2 separate regions of the Homo sapiens genome follow, and region 2 is linked to region 1. Evidence: chromatin contacts called from ENCODE Hi-C or POLR2A ChIA-PET data. All regions are on one chromosome and are shown on one strand. The core of a region is the stretch at or near the end of the contact, and the rest is flanking DNA. Distances in the headings are between cores, read along the strand shown. Region 1 has its middle 39 kb from the start of SOST. Region 2 holds the start of MPP3 (MAGUK p55 scaffold protein 3).

What was found. Hi-C counts contacts between places; a loop is a spot of excess contacts on that map. ChIA-PET counts read pairs that join two places held with the same protein, here RNA polymerase II (POLR2A). Pooled maps may share reads with other maps.
Region 2: a loop to region 1 is called in a pooled map, with 2.4 times the contacts of the local background. The contact joins the promoter of MPP3 here to the enhancer-like site in region 1. A Hi-C loop is called at or near these places in 4 of 50 pooled maps. POLR2A ChIA-PET finds 5 or more read pairs at or near these places in 2 of 52 experiments (CD4-positive, alpha-beta T cell and HEK293).

What each region holds. Positions count from the first base shown.
Region 1 is chr17:43,717,324-43,722,892 of GRCh38, forward strand. It overlaps the pseudogene WHSC1L2P. Among named protein-coding and RNA genes, the nearest start is that of SOST, 39 kb to the right of the region's middle. RefSeq lists an enhancer at 1,237-1,841 and silencers at 3,281-3,350, 3,381-3,490, 3,641-3,700. Within about 2 kb of position 3,053, at least 34 of the 41 ENCODE cell types and tissues checked have a DNase peak (open chromatin) inside an H3K27ac peak, as active enhancers do; they include CD4-positive, alpha-beta T cell, where a contact is called at or near this core.
Region 2 is chr17:43,831,048-43,836,616 of GRCh38, forward strand. MPP3 (MAGUK p55 scaffold protein 3) reads right to left here and starts at 2,099. Exons shown (of 20, transcript NM_001932.6): 1 at 2,054-2,099; 2 at 1,714-1,772; 3 at 835-896; 4 at 512-630; 5 at 197-274. The coding sequence starts at 859. It overlaps LOC107984979 (a long non-coding RNA gene), which reads left to right and starts at 2,658. Exons shown (of 3, transcript XR_001753057.2): 1 at 2,658-2,942. RefSeq lists silencers at 2,059-2,108, 2,129-2,228.

The sequences.
Region 1 (5,569 bases), core at 1,803-4,302:
CTCTTCCTCCTTGAAATCATTACTCAGAGGTCTCCGTGTCAGCTCCAGACAGATGGGCCTGGTGCTCCTTTATCTCAATACAATTCCCCCGCTCCCAGGCTCCAGGGGAAATCCTGAGCTAACTTTGGTCTTTCCTAAACTCCACACTTCCCTTTGGGCACCTCTTTCCCCATTGCGGGGCTCCCTTTCAGAATTTGCTGCTTTATTTATTTATTTATTTTTGTCAGAGGTGCATTAATGATGCTTTATTTAAAAACAAAAAACTTGGCCAGGCGCGGTGGCTTATGCCTGTAATCCCAGCACTTTGGGAGGCTGAGGTGGGCGGATCACAAGGTCAGGAGATCAAGACCATCCAGACCAACATGGTGAAACCCAGTCTGTACTAAAAATACAAAAAAAAAAAAAAAAAAAAATCAGCCGGGCGTGGCACATGCCTGTAATTCCAGCTACTCAGGAGGCTGAGGCAGGAGAATCACTTGAACCCGGGAGGCAGAGGTTGCAGTGAGCCGAGATTGGGCCACTGCACTCCAGCCTGGGTGACAGAGCGAGACTCCATCTCAAACAAAAAAACACCACAAATAAATAAAAAATAAAAACAAAAAACCAAAAACAGTCCATTCCATGTCGTGTTGAAACTGATCAGTGTAAGTTAAATGGTGGTTTTTAGGCTGGACCCATGATTTAAGCTGTACCCATCCAGCTCAAACTGAAAAAAAAAAAAATCATTTGAATGTTAAAGCAATCGTTCAGAGTCTTCAAGAAGAAACCAGGCAGGAAAATGCCAATAATGATGACTGGCAAAATCAAAATCTAAAACAAATAAACTGTTTATCAAGCTGCCGACAGAAAAAGAAATCTTGCATGGAGACTACAAGTCTGGATTTTCTGGGATGAAATTGTACAGGAATCTCAGTCTACAGTTTCCTCAATCGCTGTGGAGATGGAGCTGTCACTGAATCTGACAGAGCCCTGCACTCCCCAGTCCGCCGACCCTTTCTGTAATCCAGTCTTCACTGTAGCCTGAGGAACTATTTCAACCTGCTCCTTTTTTATCTTCTTCTTTGGCACAACCTCAGTGGACTTCTCTGATTCAGAACAAGTTCTAATTGATCTTCTCTGTTGCTTCTTTTCTACTGAGCCTGTAGAACCAGATGTTGCTTCAAGAGATGATATATTCTGCATTGGCTTTTCATTTCTCTGGTTTGGTTTAGAAATTATAAGCCTGTCTTGCCCCCTGACACTTATTTCTGTTTTGTTACCAATTCCCTTTGTTGAATAAACAAATTAATTTCCCATCCTCTGTAGCATTCTGAAGAGCAAACACTTCTTCAATTTTCACAGCTGGAGACATGTTACACTTCTGCAAATCCAGGCTCCCTTTGTGCATTGTAATGGAAGCTGGTAGGATTTCCTTGCTGCCACAGTTTTCCAGGCTATTTTAACAGGAGGTGGCTCTTCCTCGTCCGCGCTTGTGTGCTGCCTCGGGCTGTGTCTCCAAATGTCAGTACTTGAGAGTGAGGAGGCCACCTCCCCTGCATTGATCTGTTCTGGCTGAGTTTAAAGCACAGATCTTGGTCATCAGGTTTTTTTAACTTCGGCTTTGGAGACAACATTCTTTTTTTTTTTTTTTTTAGATGGAGTCTCGCTCTGTCGCCCAGGCTGGAATGCAGTGGTGCGATCTCCGGTTCATGCCATTCTCCTGCCTCAGCCTCCCAAGTACCTGGGATTACAGGCGCCCACCACCATGCCCGGCTAATTTTTTTGTATTTTTTTAGTAGAGACGGGGTTTCACCGTGTTAGCCAGGATGGTCTCAATCTCCTGACCTTGTGATCCGCCCGCCTGGGCCTCCCAAAGTGCTGGGATTACAGACGTGAGCCACCGCGCCCGGCCCCAACATTCTTTTTTGCTTGGGATAAACCCTCTTCAGGCTGTTAATCAATATAGATAAAAGTATACTGTTCTATTCTTTCTTCTCAAGTCATTTTCAATGCTTTCTCTGCATGGGCAATGCCAAAATCCCATTGAGCATGTTCTCTCTGAGGTCAGGGTTTCCAAATCTTTTGTTTCTCAGAGTGATTGCTGGCTTGTTTGGTTGCCTCAGCCAGTAATTCTTCATACCGCTTATGACCTTTATACTCCTGTACCCATTTTTCATGAACCCACACCCTCTCTGGCTGTTTGCTAAAACACTGGACATGATATTTTCGGGCACCTCCTGTGTTAATTTTGGTATGAACCTCCAGCTGGGGATCACTTCAATCCATACAAGGCCAGCACGGATAGGTTCCCACCTTGGACCACACAAGATCACCAACTTGAAACTTAACACCAGTGGACACTTCTGTTGTTGGAACAGAAGATAGTATTGGCTGAACTGGGGCTTCCTCTTTTAGTACTGGATCTTCCCTTGGTTTTTCTGATATGGTGTGAACCCTCTCATTTGGTCTATTTTGTTCCTCTGGTTCTAATTTGGGGATTTTGTGTGACTTGCGCTCTTCAGATCTTGATGAGTCATGCTTTTTGGGTTTTTTCCTCTTTTCTTTTCTGCTTTCATGCTTTGACTTCGTGTGCTCACTTGCCTGTACTTCATTTAAAAGGTCTCCACAAAGGGAAGACTTGAACAATTCCCTGCCATTCTGGATAGTTTTGGTTATTTTTAGTTTAACTTCAGGTGAGCCACTCTTCTTTGGAATCACAGTTTGTGGTACCGAAGTGGTGGCTGTGGAGGGGAAGGGTTTTCTAGAATTTAATGTGGTCTTCTGTTTAGAATTTCTGAATGGTAATAGTCAGTGGGGCTAAAGTTTCTAGCTGCGCCAAAGTCATTGGCTGACCCATTAGGATATTGATTATGCGACTGGTATTTGGTTTGAATTTCATACATGCTGATTGATGGCAGGTAGCCATTTGTGAGTGGAGGAAGATCTGTTGTAGGTGAGTATTGAAAGCTTTGCTGCAAGGTAGCTTCGTATGGTGTCTGGCCACCATCTTCAGCAATGTCAATTTTGTTATCAAAGGCATCCTCCTGACGGATGCTGGCGGAGTCAGTGAGTTGAGGTGGTTGTTGAACTGTGTTTCCCGTGATCCCTTGCATGAAAGAGAAAGAGAAATCCATTGTTCTGCTCCAGCATTCTTAACTTTCCCTTTCTCTCATCGGGCCTTCAGTTTGTCCCGTTCTAACCGCCCGGCCGTCTCAATGCGATCACAGGAGGGACACGGAGATCGAGGAGGGCCACAGCCGGACCAGGCCAGGCGTGCTGCGGCAGGAGGAAGGCTCCGGAGGTGGGGTGGGAAGGGGAGGCCGAGAGACGGGTGTCGCCGCGCCCCCGCTGCCGCCAGAGAGGAGCCTACGGCTGGCAGCCTGGCCTGGGCAGCAGGGTCCTCGGCGCTCGGCTGGGAAATCGCACGTCTCTCCGCGGTGACCTGTGCACAGCCCCTGGGCCTCCGCCTCCGTGCTGGCAGCCTCCGCCTCAGCGCACAAAGCCCCGTCACCCCGACTCTCGGGGCGCCGCCGCCGCCAAATCCTCAGCCCCTCCCTCATTGGCCGCGGCGTCTGCCGGGAAGTGCAGTCCCGGGTTTGGGGCGATGGAGCCCAGGAGGAAGCGGCGAGTCAGCGCGGCGGAAAGGGCGGAGGGGACGGAGGGGGCGGAGGGGACGAACCACGAACGCCCGCGGCCGCGAGGGTCTGGACGACAAAGGAGAGACTAGGCGAGAGGGCTTGTTGCTTTTTTTTTTTTTTTTTTTTTTTTTTTTTTTTTTGAGACGGAGTCTCGCTCTGTCACCCAGGCTGGAGTGCAATGGCGCGATCTCGGCTCGCTGCAACCTCCGCCTCCCGGGTTCAAGCGATTCTCCTGCTTCAGCCTCCGAGGAGCTGGGATTACGGGGGCGCGCCTCCACGCCCAGCTAATTCTTTGTACTTTTAGTAGAGATGGGGTTTCACCATGTTGGCCAGGCTGGTATCGAACTCCTGACCTCGCGATCCACCCGCCTTGGTGTTGCACTTTTATAACTCTTTTTACCTTCTCACCAAACTAGCATTTAGGAAAAAAAAAAAATCAACAAAAACAAAACAAAAAAACCAAAAACCTCTATCAGTCATTTACACGTTAGTTGGAAATAATTTAGACCAGTGTGGCTCTCCTTCGCAGAACACATTCAGTCCTCTGTGATTATTAGAAGCAAGGTTCACCTTTTGATCTTGGTTAAAGAAATTTCAGGCTAAATTTCTGGGGAGGAGATGTATTTCAGGTTCCAGGATCCCAGAATTGCTCTGCACAAGTCACAGCCATCCTTGTTCCCTGAAGTCTCTGTTGGCTGCACCATGTCTGCTGCTCCTTTATGAGTGGTTTTGGGAGAGGCCAGGCTGAGCTCTTACTAGCTCCTTGCAACAAAACAAGCGAATGTGAAAAGTCTTAAACACTCAGCTTTCTGGTCAGAGGAAATCCCAAAATCAGCATGACTCAGGATTTTAAGTGCCCCATAGAGTGTCCAAGAGAAGAAACCTAGGAGTCTAGGGTCTTTCAAAACCCCAAAGTTAAAACCTTTTATCACCCTTTCCTGACCTTCCTGGCTTAGGATTTTAGGCAGCCTCTTGGAGGCCTCCCTTGCCTGGGGCACACTTGGCCATAAACCCATTCATTCAGCCCTACTGATTTAGTGCCCATTATGTGCCAGGCAGAGGAAAAGTAGAAATGGTAGGATCTATCTTCAAGGGGCTCAAAGTCTGCAGGAAACAGGATCCGCTAACAAATTAGAGCACAAGGGTGTGCCGAGTGCTATAATAGCAGTGTGGGTTGCTGTTGAGAAAATACAGAGGAGGGTACCACCAGGGAGCTTCTATGAGTTGAGCTGAGCCTTGAAGGTTGAAGAGGCATTTCTCACATAGAGAAGACGAAATAGTGCCCTGATTGTATACTAGGAATGAAAACACCAAGTGCTTACCAAGCTCAGATAGGTAACGTAAATGAATGGAGTAGGTGAGTAAAGTAGCAGGGATTGTCAGCGGTGGTGGGGAAGTGGAAGGCCTGCATCCTGCCTACAGGGCTTCTGCTGGAAAGACAGCCTGGCCTGGATTCAGCCTCCATTTGCACCTTCTGCTAGGTGCTTTTGTGCAGTGCACAACTCACACAACCTCACATGGCTGCCCTGCCTGCCTAAGCTGGCCATCAGCTGCTTGTTGCCATACTGAAAAAGAGGGTTTGGTTTTGCCTCGCCTTGCTTTTTCAATAGAAGCCAGAAACTTGAATTTTTATGTAAAAATTTCCAATTTGTCAAATGCCATTGTAGCCAAACAAAAATCTAGCCTCAGGCTGGATCCACCATAGAGTTTCAGTTTGAGACCCCGATGGGAACCAGTCCCCTGGGCACATGCTGCTCTCTCTCCTCCATACCATGCAACACAGTCCTTTGCTGAGATTTGACAAGGGAAACACAGTCATAGATGAAACCCCCTACAGCTGCTGCAAAGCCCTTCAGAAACATGAGATTGGCCTCTGAACCAGAGGAAAGTAACGTGGGGCTGTACAACAGCAGCCAGCCTGTGAGACTGATGGATAAAGCTTTAATTTATCG
Region 2 (5,569 bases), core at 849-3,348, 110 kb after region 1:
AGGCTCACGGGTTCCTCCCTACCTTTCGGGGAACCCAGAGAGAGGAAGAGAAGGAGGAGGACAAGGGAAGAAAACACCTCTTCACCTTTGGGCTCCTGATTCCCGGTGTCCCCACACTAAGCAAGCGAGGCAAGATGAAGGAGCCCTACAGGGTGGGGAGTGGGGCAGACACTGTAAGGAGAAACCTGGGGCTTACGTCCTCAGCGAGGGCCACAGCGCTGTGCAGAACTGGGGTTGGACTTTGCCTTTCATAATAGCGAAGCTTCTCATGAATCTGCAAAGACAGAGTATTTCAGATGCACCCTGGACACCACACATCCCACCCACGGCTGTGGGGACATTTGGGGCAGCAGACTGGGCCACTGACAGGGCACCATAAGAGAAAGTCCTGTGTAGTGGGCAAGTGAAGGCCTTCCTGGGGCAGGGAGATGACTAGGATGACCTCAGACGGCCACAGACAGCTAGAAAGACCTCTAGACACCCTTCCACGCAGGATGACGTGGGACTTCACCTTCATTAAGTAACTGAGGCTTTTTTCACTGAAAACATCCCTCAGGAAGCCCATCTCCTCCTTGTGGTTGGAGTCAGGTCTGAGCTGGGAGGTCAGCAGGGCCAGGGTTTCATGCAAACCTGGGGAGAGGTGAGAAAAACAAAGGATAGCAAACGCAGTGGGTGCTCCCTGCCCCCGAGGAGCCCGAGTGGGGCCTCAAACAGCACTTCAGTCCTGCCGTGAGGACATTCTCTCCCCAGGCTCTCACTGCCAGGGCCTGGAGGCTGCCAGGCAGGCTCTTGTCTTCAGGACTGTGGCAGGTCCAGCCGGGGGGAGGTACTTACCAGAGTCCTCCGATAGCACTGGCATGCTGGCGTTGTCACCTCCCGACCTCTCCCTGCAGATTCTGGGAGAAGGGGGTGGAGGTGGGTATTGAAGCTCCATCAAGCATATTTATTGAACAAACTGACTACACATCTACTGTGTTCTCTGAGACCAGGCTGTGGACAGAGAGGATGGGAACAAATAACTCTGCTTACTTTTTTCAGAGAGGAAGGAAATAAAGCTAAGATGTGCTGAGTGTCCTCGATGTGCCAAGCATTGTGTGGGGTGATTTCTATGATAAACTTTTTGTCTGCACAAAGTCCTGAGAAATGACTGCGAATGTTCCCATTTTATTGATGAAGAAACAGCGGCGTGGAAGCTTTCAGTAAGCTGTGGGTCAAAATCCATATTCAAGCAGGCTCTTCCAGGCTGGCCTTGGAGGTGCCAAGTGACCCTGCCTGACAGTGTCAGCTGTCCTCCGCAGCGCGCCCCCTCCACTGCAACCTTCTAAGAGCCCTGGCTCAAGTCTCCTGCTGGGACACACCTTCCACAACTACCTGGCTGGGCCTACAAGCCCCCTGTCCCCGACCCCCCAAGACCCAACCCAAAGGGAGCCTCCAGACTGGAGTGCAGAGAGGAGGGGGGGAAATGGGAGTCGGGCTTCCACTATGCAGGAGGGGGGACCCCTATCTCATGAGGCCCTCCAAAGGTGCTCTGCAGCACGTGGACCTCAAAAAGTCCTCCTTAGGAAGAGGAGAAGGAGAGTCATGACTGATTCATTCCGCAAACATGGAGCCAGCCCGCAGCGCCGAGCCCCGGTGCCACTAAGAGGCGTAAGAGCGGCCCCGGGCCCTCCAGCCTCCGCCCCGCCCCGCCCCGCCACGCCACGCCGGACTCACCCTCGGGCTGCTCCCCGCAGGAGGCCGAGCACCGACTCCCGCTCGCTCTCCGAAGGAACCTGTGGGAGAACAAGGAGCGCACTGGGCGCAGGAGCAGCGACCCCGGGGGACCTCGGAGGGCGGTCCCGGAGGACGCGGAGCAGCAGGGAGCGGGGGGCGCGCGGCGGGGCGGGCGCGGGAAGAGGGAGGCGGGGGCCGAGGGGCGGGGTTGAGACTCCCGCGGTGGGCTCGGTGGGCCGCGAGGCTGTCCGGGAGCACGGGAGGAGGGTCTCGGCCCGGCCTCCCGCCCCTCCCGCCGCGGCGCCCAGCTCCCTCGTCCGTTCCCCTCGCGGCCTCCTACCTCGTCGCGCCGGGATGTGTGCTCCGCGAACGGGAGCCGCGCGAGTGCCCAGAGCCTGGGCCGCCGCTGGCTCCGCCTTCCCGGACCCCTCCCTGCGGCTGCCGCGCCGGGCGGGGGTGGCGGAGCCTGAGGAGGCGCGGCGCGGGGAGGAGGCGCGGCGCGGGGAGGAGGCGGGGGAGGAGCGGAGGCCGCCCTCCGCGTCTGGCACCGCCGCACCCTCCGGGCCGGGCTCCGCTAGCCGGCGTCGTACCCGCTCCCGCTCTCCCGCTCCCTGAGTCCCCTGCCTGTGTCCCCCCGCACCCTGGCACACAGCCAGACTTCCCTTCCGCCCGCGCAACCCACCCTCCGCGAGTGGAGGGGTGGACACCTGCTCAACAGAGAATTCGATTTTGCAAACATTTATTGAGCGCCCTCCAGGTGCCAGGCGCTGTGCCAGGGGCCGGGGCTTCAAAGACGACCAAGGCACAGATCCTGGGTTTGAAGATCTCCAGAGGTGGGGCGGGGGGCCGGTCGGATGCGAGGGCAACTCGCTGTAACAATGCAACGCGCTGGGAAAGATTTATCGGTGCACGCTGCCCTGGGGACGCGGAGCAGGGGAGGAGAAGTCAGGCTGGAGAGGAGGGGGACTCCATTCTGCCCGGCTGCAGGGGAGTGAGGCTACATAGCAGAGGCGAGCAGCATCCAGGGGCTTTACTGGAAAAAGAGCTCTGAAATGGCCATGACGATAACTGACTTATATTGTGCTGTCTCCATGCCCAGGTACTCCTCAGATCACTTCCCTTCACAGTAGTTCCTGATATCAAGACCATTCTTATTTTGGTTCTGCAATTGAGGAAACTGAGGTTCCTGGTGAAAGAATGTGTATAGGGGAGAGCATAGGAACTGCTGGGTGAGTGAGCAGGTGGTTGTGGGTATTAAAAGGTGAGGAGTGGGTGAGTGAGTGGGCCCCCTTCCCTCAATCCCAGCAGCAAAGAACGGCACAGCACATGTCAGGAGAGGTGGACCCAGAGGTTAAGTCTGGAAGTAAATCTAGCCCTGCACAGTAACCAGGGAAAATGGGTTGGCAGGCCCCACAGGCTGTAGTGCATGGGGAGGCTGTGAGAGGCAGCAAATGTCATGATGATGTTTCCCCTCATTCCTCAAAAATTATCCTCATTCCTCAAGAAATATCTACACTATTGCTCCTCAAAATGTAACGTGCCTGAGACTCACTAGGGGGTTGTGTAATGCTGGAGTGGTGCCAGATTCTGAATTTCTGACAAGCTCCCAGGTGATGTGACGCCACTGGTCTGCAGACCACACTTTTTGAGTGGAGAGAGACTGCATGAGACACATTCTTAGCTGCAATGTTTACTGTTGGAAAAATAATGAGAACCATCTGATCCATCTGATATGGGTCAAATGATTTTGGACAAGAACACCAGGAAGTGGTGTTGGAACAAGTAGATATTTATGTGCCTGAAGGGACCCAATCCCTACCTCACACCATATTCAAAACGCAATTTAAGAGAGATCATTGGCCTAAACATAAAGCAAATCGATAAAGCTACTAGAATAAAACAGGAGGGTATCTTTTAAATCTTGGGGTATGCAAAGATTTCCTAGAAAGGATACAAAAAAGCCAGGCATGGTGGCATGAGCCTGTATCCCACATACTCAGGAGGCTGAGGCAGGCAAATTGCTTGAGCCCAAGAGTTCAAGGCTGCAGTGAACTATGATCAGTCCACTGCGCTTCAGCTTGGGTGACAAAGAGACACCGTTTCTAAAAAAAGAAAAAATTTTTAAAAAAAGCATGGACCCTGAAAACAATTGATAAATGGACCTCATCAAAATTTAAAACTCCTGCTCATCAAAAAACACTATTGGCCAGGTGCAGTGGCTCATGCCTGTAATCCCAGCACTTTGGGAAGCCAAGGTGGGTGGATCATCTGAGGTCAGGATATTGAGACCATCCTGGCTAACACAGTGAAACCCCATCTCTACTAAAAATACAAAAAATTAGCCAGGCATGGTGGCACACACCTGTGTCCGTTCCAGCTACTCAGGAGGCTGAGGCAGGAGAATTGCTTGAACCCGGGAGGCAGAGGTTGCAGTGAGCCAAGATCAGGCCACTGCACTCCAGCCTGGGTGACAGAGTGAGACTCCATCTCAAAAAAAAAAAAAAAAAAGACCGGGCGCAGTGGCTCACGTCTGTAATCCTAGCACTTTGGGAGGTCAAGGCGGGCAGATCACGAGGTCAGGAGATGGAGACCATTCTGGCTAACATGGTTAAACCCCGTCTCTACTAAAAATACCAAAAATTAGCCGGGTGTGGTGGCGGAGGTTGCAGGGAGTGGAGATCGCGCCACTGCACTCCAGCCTGGGCCACAGGGTGAGGCTCCGTCTCAAAACAAAACAAAACAAAACAAAACAAAACAAAACAAAACAAAACACTATTAAGAAAATAGGACCAGGGACCAGGTGCAGTGGCCCACACCTGTAATCCCTTCAAGCACTTTAAGAGTTCAAGGCGGGTGAATGGCTTGAGCCCAGGAGTTCGAGACCAGCCTGGGCAACACGGCAAAACCCAGTCGGTATCTACTAAAATTACAAAAACTAGCCAGGCATGTTGGCTTGTGCCAGTAGTCCCAGCTGCTCAGGAGACTGAGGCAGGAGGATCACTTGAGCCTGGGAAGCAGAGGTTACAGTGAGCCATGATTGTGACACTGCACTCCAGGCTGGGTGACAGAGTAAGACCCTGTCTCAAAAAAAAAAAAAGAAAAGAAAAGAAAAAAGAAAGAAAAGGAAAGGAAAAGAAAAGAGGCAAGCCACAGACTGGGAGACTAGGAAGAAATATATCTGACAAAGAGATTGTATTCAGAATAAAGAACTCCTGTAACTCAATAAAAAGACAAACCACCCAATCAAAAAACAGGCAAAAGATATGAACATGCACTTCACAAAAGAAGATATACAAATAACCAATAAGCATATGAGAAAGCACTCATCCAACATCATTTGTCATCAGGGAAATGCAAATTAAAACCTGTCATAGTCAGTTCCTGCTGCTATAACAAAATACCACAGTAATTTATAAGAAGTAATAGTAATTTATTGCTTACAGTTCTAGAGGCCGGAAAGTCCAAGATCAAGGGGCCAGCTGGTTCAGTGTCTGGTGAGGGCCTGTTCCTCACTGATGGCACTGGATAGGTATCCTCACATGGTGGAAGAGAAAGACAGGCATAGGCCAGGCGCGGTGGCTCACGCCTGTAATCCCAGCACCTTGGGAGGCTGAGGCAGGTGGATCACAAGGTCAAGAGATCAAGACCATCCTGGCCAGCATGGCAAAACCCCGTCTCTACTAAAAATACAAAAAAATAGCCAGGCGTGGTGGCAGGCACCTGTAGTCCCAGCTACTTGGGAGGCTGAGGCAGGAGAATGGCGTGAACCCGGAAGGCAGAGCTTGCAGTGAGCTGAGATCGCGCCACTGCACTCCAGCCTGGGCGACAGAGCGAGACTCCATCTCAAAAAAAAAAA